2 separate regions of the Homo sapiens genome follow, and region 1 is linked to region 2. Evidence: chromatin contacts called from ENCODE Hi-C or POLR2A ChIA-PET data. All regions are on one chromosome and are shown on one strand. The core of a region is the stretch at or near the end of the contact, and the rest is flanking DNA. Distances in the headings are between cores, read along the strand shown.

The links. A loop is a pair of places that touch in the nucleus more often than their neighbours do. ChIA-PET counts read pairs that join two places held with the same protein, here RNA polymerase II (POLR2A). Pooled maps may share reads with other maps.
Region 1: a loop to region 2 is called in a pooled map, with 2.9 times the contacts of the local background. The contact joins the promoter of LINC03078 here to the promoter of PHLDB3 in region 2. A Hi-C loop is called at or near these places in 1 of 168 maps with a recorded cell type or tissue (PC-9) and 2 of 50 pooled maps. POLR2A ChIA-PET finds 5 or more read pairs at or near these places in 1 of 52 experiments (PC-9).

The regions. Positions count from the first base shown.
Region 1 is chr19:43,329,456-43,334,702 of GRCh38, reverse strand. LINC03078 (long intergenic non-protein coding RNA 3078) reads left to right here and starts at 3,195. Exons shown (of 2, transcript NR_186343.1): 1 at 3,195-3,359; 2 at 5,195-5,247.
Region 2 is chr19:43,501,994-43,507,127 of GRCh38, reverse strand. It overlaps PHLDB3 (pleckstrin homology like domain family B member 3), which reads left to right and starts at 2,382. Exons shown (of 16, transcript NM_198850.4): 1 at 2,382-2,539; 2 at 2,996-3,222; 3 at 4,845-5,027. The coding sequence starts at 3,010. It overlaps ETHE1 (ETHE1 persulfide dioxygenase), which reads left to right. Exons shown (of 7, transcript NM_014297.5): 7 at 226-409. The coding sequence ends at 278. RefSeq lists silencers at 2,186-2,245, 2,846-3,095 and an enhancer at 2,724-3,246.

The DNA.
Region 1 (5,247 bases), core at 1,946-4,445, 170 kb after region 2:
GCAAAAGAAAATTTAACCCACAGGAAAACGTACACATTGTATGATTCTATTTATATGGAATTCTTCTACAGACAACATTAATTTATGATGAAAACTCAGCACGATGGTTGCCTCTGGAGGTGGGACTGGGCATGAGGATTGGCTGGGAAGGAACTCACTGGGGCAACAGGAACTGTGTGTGTCTTGGAAGGGGTTGCATGGGTGTATGCACTTATTTGTCAAAACTCATCAAAAGGTACACTACAACTTTGTGCATTTTACTTTATGTAAATTTCACCTAAGATAGAAACAAATATTAAACTCTAGTTAATGACGTTAGTGCTGGGGTATTTAGGGCCTAAGGGTACTGAGATCCGCAACTCACTCTGACATACATGAAAAAATAGGATGGATTTATTTTCATGGATGTAAGAATATTTAATCAAGCAAATACTACAAAATATTAACAATTACAGAATCTACATGATGAGTATGTAAGTGTTGGCTGTACAACTTTTTCAATTTGTTTGTGTGCTTGAACATTTTCATAATAAAGTGATCGAAAAGAAACTAAATGTGTCTCTTCATCTTTTGAAGATGAATTTTGTGTCCTTTAGGAGTGTTTTAAGAGTTTTCTCGTATAGGTTTTACAAATTTCTTGTTAAGGGTATGCCCAGGTGTTTTATCTTTATATTGTCATAATAAAAGAGGTCTTATATTACACCTTCTATCTGAGTATTGTTTCTGTGTATAAAAGTTATTAACCTCCTTATGTTAACTTTACATCTTTCTATTAAATTCTTGCATTGATTAGTTTTTCACTATGTCTGGAATTTCCTAGATATATAATCACATATTGGTTGTGAATTGGTATAGCTTATTCTCCCTCTTTCTAAGTCTTATATCTCTATTCGTATCTGTACCCCAATTTCATTGGCCAATGCCTCCAGTACAATATTGAGTAACAGCAGTGACAGTGGGCATCAGACAGGGACACAGTTGACCTGGAGGCAGCACCCCCAGTGCTGTGATGGAGGAACACAGGGCATTCTGGGGACCACCTACCTCCCAGGCTGGCATCCTCTCTCTAAAGCCCCCAGAGATACCTCCCTGAGCCCTTCCTTTGAAACCTTGGGGACAGGTGGCTCCTTCTAAGGCAGCCCATCCTCCTGGTGGACAGTTCTCTTGAATCTCGACCTGCTGTTCTCTGGATAACTCCTGTCCTCTCCCTGGGCTCATCTTGCACTGCATGGAGTTGGGCAGCCTGGGGACCTGCAGTGAACAGGACCTGGGGTGACCTGACCCTGCAGTCTGGAGGTCAGATCCCACTTCTGCCCAGGGGTCAGGGCCAGCTCATACCATGCAGACCCTGGTCAGTGTCCCTGGGGCAGCCCCTGACAAGGCCACAAGTCTCCTCTTGCCCTCCAGGGGGCGACATCACACACAGATAACACTCAGGAAATGGATTCCCCTGGACAGGAACCTGGCTTTGCTAAGGAGGTAGAGGTGGAGCCTGGTTTCCAGCCCTTGCCCCAAATGACCCTTCTGGTCCCTGCCATGTGCCTGCTCCTTCATGGTGCCTGCTCTGCCAAGGGTTTTTGTGCAGCTCCCCACTTCCTCCTGGCATCACCCATGGGGAAGGTGTGGTAGCCACAGGACACACACACACACACACACACACACACACACACACACAGACAGACACAGTCTTTCTATCTCTCTCGCCCCCCCAACCACCTGCAAGGTTAAGGGGTGAACATAGGGAGAACATGGACAGGCCCTGAGCCACAGCTCAGCCAACAGACACAGAAAGGGAGGGTCTCCATGAAGCCTTCCCCAAGGACAGCAGGGCTCAGAGCCACCCACCTCCCTCCACCACAGTCCTCTCTACCCAGGACACACAGGACAACTTCCTCCACACCCTGGAGCTGGAGCTCCACCTGAGTCCAGCCTGGGTCTCTTTGGGTCAGAGGCCAGGCTGGTGACACTGGAGACAGAGGGCTGGTCCCTCCCCAGTCATCCCCCAGTGAGCTCCTTTCTATCCCCCAGAGCCACCTCTGTCACCTTCCTGCTGGGCATCATCCCACCTTCCCAAGCACTAAAGAGCATGGGGAGACCTGGCCAGCTGGGTTTCTGCATCACAAAGAAAGAATTCCCCAGGTTTGGATCCCCAGGGTTCTGTGTGTGGAGCTGACAGACCTGAGGCCAGGAGATAGCAGAGGTCAGCCCTGGGGAGGGCGGGTCATCCTCCCAGGGGACAGGGTTGCACCAGCCTTGCTACTGAAAGGGCCTCCCCAGGACAGCGCCATCAGCCCCACCTGAGAGCTTTGCTAAACAGCAGTCAGAGGAGGCCATGGCAGTGGCTGAGCTCCTGCTCCAGGCCCCAACAGACCAGACCAACAGCACAATGCAGTCCTTCCCCAATGTCACAGGTCACCAAAGGAAAACTGAGCTGCTACCTGACCTTCGAAAGATAATAGCCGATTTCCCAAACAGGCCAGTTTCAATCGCATGACAATGACCTCCCCTCTGCTCTCACCGTTTCTAAAACAGGAACCTGATTCTCCCCCATCAGAGATTTCTCCCTTGTTCCATGAGCCTTTCCCGAGTGGCCCTGTTTTTTGTGTTTGCTTTCCGCAGCCCTCCCCTCTCTATTAAACCCGCGCTTCTGCTCAGCTCCTTGACCCACGTATTGTCTCATGGGATGAAGTCTCGCCCGATTTTAGGACGGCAAATAAAGCCACTTGAAGTCTTTATCTGTGCTAGTTTGTCCTGTGACAGCTCTGTGTATCTGTATGTGTACATGTGTCTCAGTTTCAATGAATCTGAGTATATATGTGTGTGTGTCTGTATATGTGAGTGTTTGCCTCTATGTCTGTATATATGTGTATATGTGTTTGCCTGTATGTCTGTATATATGTGTGTCTGTGTTTGTGTCATGTCTGTGTGTATGTGTGTGTGCATCTCTGTGTGTGTCTCTGTGTGTGTCTCTGTGTGTGTATATGTGTGTGTGTGTGGACAAGTGTGGAAGGAGAGCCATATCTGAAGAAGGCAAATGGCCTCAGCAGGTCCTAAGGACCAAACACACACAGAAGGGAAGGGGAAGCAGGAACCAGAAGGCAGGACTGAGAGGGGAGGGGACAGAGAAGCATCCTGGGCAGAGTCCCGCCCCTGCCCCTGGCCCTAGGAAGTGCTCCTGCCCTGAGAGAAGGCTCAGCACAGAGGGAGGAAAGACAGCAGAACTGGCAGTCACAGTAGCTCTGATCATCCTGGAGCTAAGCTCCTCTCCACAGAAGAGAAGCAGGCAGCAGAGACCATGAGGCCCCCCTCAGCCCCTCCCCGCAGAGGATGCATCCCCTGGCAGGGGCTCCTGCTCACAGGTGAGGGAGGACTCCCTGGGAGAGGGTGGGAGGAGGAAGCACAGAGACTGGCTGGTGTCTCCTGGGGAGGACGGAGCTTTGAGAGGGGATAGAAGGCTTCTGTTGAAGCCTGAATAGGGGAGAGGACATCAGAGAGGGACAGGAGTCACAGCAGGAAAATTACATTGAACTGGAATTGGAAAGGGGCAGGAAAACCTCAATTGCTCCGTGTTTCTAAGGCAGTAATCAGTGGCCACTAAATATTGAAAAATGATAAGGAAAGCAACCATTTATGTCACCATGGCACTGCAGAAAACAAACCTTCCCAGGGACTCCTGGGAAACCCCCTGCCTGGTCTGAGACCCGCTCTGAGGAAGCAGAGGGTAGGCTTGGGCCCAAGAGAGGCCGACCATGCCACAGGTGGGGGCAAAGGGGTGCTCCGGGGGAACTTACAGCCCAGGCAGGCTTGGGTAGCAGCAACGCAAGGAAGGCCCCCTACGTGCTCTGCACGCCTCTCTGGCATTTGATATCATGAAAAGAAAAGGAGAGGGAGAAAAGGGAGAGAAAAGGAAAAGAACATTCTTGGCATGTGGAGCCATCTATCGCTTTCTTAGTCCGTTTACTCTCTACTTAAAGGAAGCCTCTCCCTGCTACAATCTGGGTAACATCCATAAGAGGCGGGGATGTCCTGGGCAGCAGCAGCCATCTGGGGTCCTGAGTGTTCTCTCCCTTGGCCACCTCCTCCACCTCACTTCAAGGTCCCTGTTCAGAACACATTTCCACAACAGCACAAACGCTGTCCTCACCTGCCTACCTCAGACATTGGCAAATAAACTAATGTTTCTCATGGTTTAACACCATCTTCCTTGGTGCTGTCATTATGATAGTGAGTTCTCATGAGATCCAGTTTTCTGAAAGTGTGTAGGAAAGCATGTGGTAGAAAAGAAAAGCCCATGTTCAGGGGAGGAATTCAAGCAGGCTGCAGAAATTTGCATAAGTAAAGGGAGCGAAGTGCTAATAGCCAAAACAATAAGGAGAAGGCCTTAAAGGCATTTCAGAGACCTTTGCAGCAGCCCTTCCCATCACAGGACCAGAGGCCTAGGAGGACAGAATAAATTTTGGGCCAGGCCCAGGGCTCTGCTGCCCTGTGCAGCCTCAGGACACTGCTCACTGCATCCCAGCTGCTCTAGTCATGGCTCAAAAGGGTCAAGGTACAGCTCGGCCTGTTGCTTCAGAAGGTACATGTCATAAAGCTTGGCAGCTTCCATGTGGTGGTAACCCTGCAGGTGCACAAAGTGCAACAGTTTAGGCTTGGGAGCCTACATTTCAGAGGATATATAGAAAAGCCTGAATGTCCAGGCAGAAGCCTGCTACAAGGGCAGTGCCCTCATGAAGAACCTCTACTAGGGCAGTATAGAAGCAAAATGTGGGGTAAGTGTCTCCACACAGTTTTCACTGGGCCAGGAGCTGGGAGAAGATACCCACCATCCTCAAGACCCTGGAATGGAAGAGCCACTGGCAGCTTGCACACTGCACCTGGAAAAGCCATAGGCACGCAATGCCGGCCCATGAGAGTAGCCATGAGGGTTGAGCCCTGCAAAGCCACAGGAGTAGAGCTTCTCAGGGCCTTGGGAGTCTAACCCTTGCATCAGTGTGCCCTAAATGTGAGATATGGGGTCAAAGGAGATTATTTTGGAGCTTTAGTTTTAAAGACTGTGCTGCTGGGTGTCAGACTTGCATGGGGCCTGTATCTTATTTCTTTTGGCTTATTTCTACCTTTTGGAATTGGAGTATTTACCCAATGCCTAAATCCCCATTGTATCTTGGAAGTAAATAACTTGTTTCTGATTTCACAGGCTCATGGGCAAAAGGGACTTGCCTTGTCTCAGAAGAGACTTGGGACTTTGGA
Region 2 (5,134 bases), core at 1,133-3,632:
GTCTGGGCTCCTGGGTCTGAGGGAAGAGGGGCTGGGGGTCTGGACTCCTGGGTCTGAGGGAGGAGGGGCTGGGGTACTGGACTCCTGGGTCTGAGGGAAGGAGTGGGCTCAGGACCAAAACTCTAGTTTCCTGAAGAGGAAAGGTTCCTAGGATTTCTGGGTCTCCAGTGGGGCCTGGAACTCTACCTAGGCCCCTTAGTTTTAACCTTGATTTCTTCCTTTCAGACTTTGCTGTTCCAGCCAACATGCGCTGTGGGGTGCAGACACCCACTGCCTGATCTCACTTCTGTCAGATGCTCCCATCCACTATTAATGCACTAGGTGGGAGGAGAGGGCGGCAATGACACTGCACCTCTCCTTTCCCACCGCATTCCCTGGAGCTCCCTAAATAAAACTTTTTTTAACGTGAGTCTGACTTCTACCTATTTTCTGGGGGAACCAATTGGGTTTCTGGGCCGAAAGGGGTGGGGTTCTGGTCCTATGGAGAGGCCAGGGAGCCTGCAAGATTTGTTTTCTTTTTCTTTTCTTTTTTTTTTTGAGATGGAGTCTCCCTCCATTGCCCAGGCTGGAGTGCAGTGGCACGATCTCGGCTCACTGCAACCTCTGCCTCCCGGGTTCAAGCGATTCTCCTGCATCAGCTTCCCAAGTAGCTGGGACTACAGGCGCGTGCCACCATGCCCGGCTAATTTTTTCATATTTTTAGTAGAGACAGGGTTTGACCATGTTAGCCAATATGATCTTGATCTCCTGACCTCGTGATCCACCAGCCTCGGCCTCCCAAAGTGCTGGGATTACAGGTGTGAGCCACCGCGCCCAGCCCGGGAGCCCACAAGATTTCTAACTCACAAGATCAAAAACAAACACAGCTATCTGGGGCAGGTCTTCTCATCACCTTGGATTAGAACACCGGCTTGCTTTTGAGCCACTTCCCACTTAGCCCTGGGGTAAGTTACTTCACTTCTCTAGGCCTCAGTTTTCTTATCTCTAAAATGGAAGGAATAATAATGGGGTGTTGTGATGCTCTGATGAGTCAATGTGTGTGAGTGCCTGGCACATGGCCTATCAGTGTTCACCATTAAAGTTACTATCATTTAGAATGATCTTTTGGGTACTTCCTGGCTTGTAGTGACAGTATACGCAATGGTTAAGAACATGGACTTTTGAGAGAATGAAGCCTGCATTTTACCACTTACAACATGTGTAGATGTTGGCTACATTTTTTTTTTTTTTTCTGAGATGGGGTCTTACTCTGTCGCCCAGGCTGGAGTGCAGTGGCACATTCAAGACTCACTGCAGCCTCGACCTCCTGGGCTCGAGATATCCTCCTGCCTCAGCCTCTGGAGTAGCTGAGATGACAGGTGTGTGCCACCACGCCTGGCATAATTTTTGTATTTTTAGTAGAGATGGGGTTTCTCCATGTTGCCCAGGCTGGCCTTGAACTCCTGATCTCAAGCAATCCACCTGCCTCGGCTTCCCAAAGTGCTGGGATTACAGGCCTGAGCCTCTGTGCCCAGCCAACCTTGGGTGCATTTGTCCTCCTCAGCTTGTATCCCCAAGTGTAAAATGGAGATAGTAGGCCAGGAGCGGTGGCTCACGCCTGTAATCTCAACACTTTGGGAGGCTGAGGCAGGCAGGTTGTTTGAGCCCAGGAGTTCAAGATCAGCCTGGGCAACCTGGAGAAACCCAGTCTCTACTAAAAAAAAAGAAATGGAGGTAGTAATCACTTTCTCGCTGGACAGCTTTGAGGGTGAAATTAAATGACTGGGTATAAAGTGTTTCACACAGCTCTTGACTTCTAATCATCCCTTTTCATATACCAGTTATTTTCCTGTTTTCATTTTCCTGTTTTCGCCCAGAGAGGAAAGGGTCTGGCTGAGACCTTTAACCTCTGCCCTCCACCCCATAGCAAAGTTGTGGGGGGGTGGCGGTACACTTCCCTCAGTCTCTGGGCAGGTGTCTGACTCAGTTCAGGGCACCCCTTCCCCTTGTCCAGCTCCCCAAACCGGTCAGGGCCCTTCTGAAGGGCTCATTAGAGGGGAGACGTCCCCATCTCCATTCCTGCCTTCCTTTCTGAACTCCCAAGGTCTGGACATTAGAGAGGCTCCCATACAGAGGTGGCCAAGACTCCTCCAGGGGGGCAGGAATGAGGGGCTCGAGGGAGACTGGGAGGTCGCGATGCTGAGTTCCACGAGGGTGGGGCCGGGCCGGGGCCGGTGGGGCCGGGATGGCCGGATGCCGAGGCCACGGGTGGGGCAAGCCCGTGGCTCCCTCCTCCCTCGGGAGCTGTTGGACCTGTTGTCCCCCCTCCACTTCCGGGCTGCTGGGGAGGGGGACCGGGCGGCCTCTCTCCTCCCTCTTCCCCTGCCACCTGTCTCATAGGCAGAAGCGGCCGTGCCCAGCGCGCAGAGCGGAGCGCGCCGAAGCCTGAGCTCGTGAGGGGGCCGAGGCTGTGGGGAGGTGGCAGTTGGACTTCGGAATCTCAAGGACTCCGACTCCTGGCTTGTTCAGAGAAGGAGAGCCCCGACTCCTGGATCCCTGGGTGAGGCGGCGTGGGCACGGTTGCCCTGCACAGTGGGGTCGGGACTAAGACTACGGGGCTCCGGGAAGGATGGGGCGGGAGCCGAACTGCTGAGTCTCGGAGGGAGAAGATGGGTCGCTCTAAGCGAATCCAAGAGATTGTAGGGGGCTGCTGGGAGGGTACAAGGCCTGACACCTAGAGATGAGGGAGGGGAGGCGGGGTCGAAGAGGTCAGTAGGGGGCGTGCTACGACCCGGACTCAAATTCCGGTCCCGTCTCCGGTGGCGTGTCGCCTTGGAGCCATCAAGCCCCGCCTCTGGAAACTTCAGGACACGCCTCCGTAACGCTCAGTTCCATCCTTTGAACTCTTAGGCCCCGCCTCCTTGGGGGGGGGTCTCCGCGCCCCGGAGCAGACGCGAGCGGCGCTCAGCCGTCCTAGGCCCCGCCCCCGGAGCTTCTGGTCCCGCCCACCCCGCAGGAGTCCCAGCGGCCATGGGGACGCGAAGCAGCCCCGAGGAGGGGACCCCGCCGCCGCTGGTCCCGGAATGCGACGTGGAGGTCCAGCCCCAGGGCCATCCCGAGGAGTCCCGGGAACAGGAGGCATCCGAAGTCCTGGCGGAACCTTCGAGCCGCGGGGGAGCTGAGCAGCAGGCAGAGGAAGAAGAAGTGGGAGAAGGCAGCAGCACTGAGAGCAGCCGCGACGCGGTGAGGGGCCCGAGGGCGACAGCGCGGGGGGCTTGGACCGACGGGGACCCAAACAGGTGGCCAGACAGGTAGACAGGTAGAGGGAAACCAGAAAGACAGAGACCCGGAGACAGGGAGAGAGACCGAGTGATAGCAGAGACTACTGAGAGAGAGATACACCAGGACACGGAGCCAGAGAGGCAGAGGCACAGACAGACAGAAACCAGATACAGAGACAGAAACCAGATAGAGCCACGGGGAGGCCCCAAGAACGGAGATAGACCCAAACGGGCGACAGAGACAGAGAGACTAGTATAGAGGAACCAGATAGGTGGCTCACGCCTGTAATCCCAGCACTTGGGGAGGCCGAGGGGAGGATTGCTTAAGCCCAGGAGTTCGAGACAAGTCTGGGCAACATAGCAAATCCCTGTCTCTAGAGAAAAAAAAAATACAAAAATTGTCCAAGCGCAGTGCCGCGTGCCTGTAATCCCAGCTACTCGGGAGGCTGAGGCAGGAGGATCGCTTGAGCCCAGGAGTTGTAGGCTGCGGTGAACTATGACTGCGCCACTGCACCCCAGCCTGGGACAAAGCAGAACCTATCTCTAAAAATGAGAGAGAGAGAGAGAGAGAGAGAGAGAGAGAGAGACCAGATAGACAGACAGGAGAGACTACAGAACAGAGAGAACCAAACGAGTAAGAGATGCAGAGAGATCAAGAAGCCAGACAGAGACCCAGAGACATGGAGACTGAGAGACAAAGACCCCAAAAAGACAGAGACACAGTGAGACTAGAGTCAGAGAGAGGGGAATCGAGACAGAGGGAAACCCAGAAATAAATGGCAGAGATGCTCAGAGAAACAAATAGACAAAAACCTCGAGAGAGGGACATACTCCGAGGAAGAAAGATCTAGTGATTCTAGTGGACAGATCTAGTGGACAGATACCGAATCTGAGAGACTGGGGTCAGGTGGAGAGACAGAGACAGATCCAGGCACTACAAGAAAGTGACGCCAAGAGAATAGGACCTGATAGAGAAAAAGAAACACCTTTCATAAGTCGGCTTTACACCTGCTCACCCTCCATACGGTACTGCAAGCCTCTGTGGTCCGTGTGGTTGGGTGGTCACGGGACTTGCACCCTCCCCCACTCCGACCTTAAATACAGGGGTCTGAGGCCGGGCGCGGTGGCTTATGCCTGTAATCGTAGCACTTTGGGAGGCCGAGGTGGGAGAATCCCTTGAGCCTAGGAGTTTGAGACCAGCCTGGGCAACATAGCATCGCCCCCTCTCTGCCAAAAAAAAAAAAAAAAAAAAAGAGCTTGGCGTGGCGGTGCGCGCCTGTAGTCACAGCTACCTAGGAGGATGAGGCAGAAGAATCGCTTGAGCGAGGGAGGTCGATGCTGCAGTGAGCCGTAATCGCGCCACTGCACTCCAGCCAGTGAGACCCTATCTCAGGACAAAAAAAAAAAAAAGATAAGAAAGAAAAAGAAAAGAGCCTGCGACAGATTATGGGAGTGGTGGTTGTGTTAGGTAAGTGGACTGATGGACTGAGACCCGCAGAGGGTGATGTTGGGTGGGGACCAGACCTACTTAGTGATTGCAGGGGGCGAGGCATCTCCACTTAACCACGCCCCCCTCAACTTCAGCCCGAGGCTACGCCTCCGATAGCTATGGCGGCCACACCTCCCGCATCCACCTCTTCGCGGGAAGGGGTGCGAGGGGCGGCGCGGCGCCTGCAAGGACAGCAGCTGGAGGCATTGACTCGTGTGGCCCTGATGGAGCAGCGAGTGAAGGAGCTACAGCGCCAGAGGAAGGAGCTGAGGATCGAGGTGAGGCTGCGGACCCCTTGGGAAGCCTGGCCCCAACTCAAGCGGAACCCGCAAAGCCGGACTCCCAGCTTTTTCCTCGGGTGGGATCAGATTTTAGGCCCTCCGCT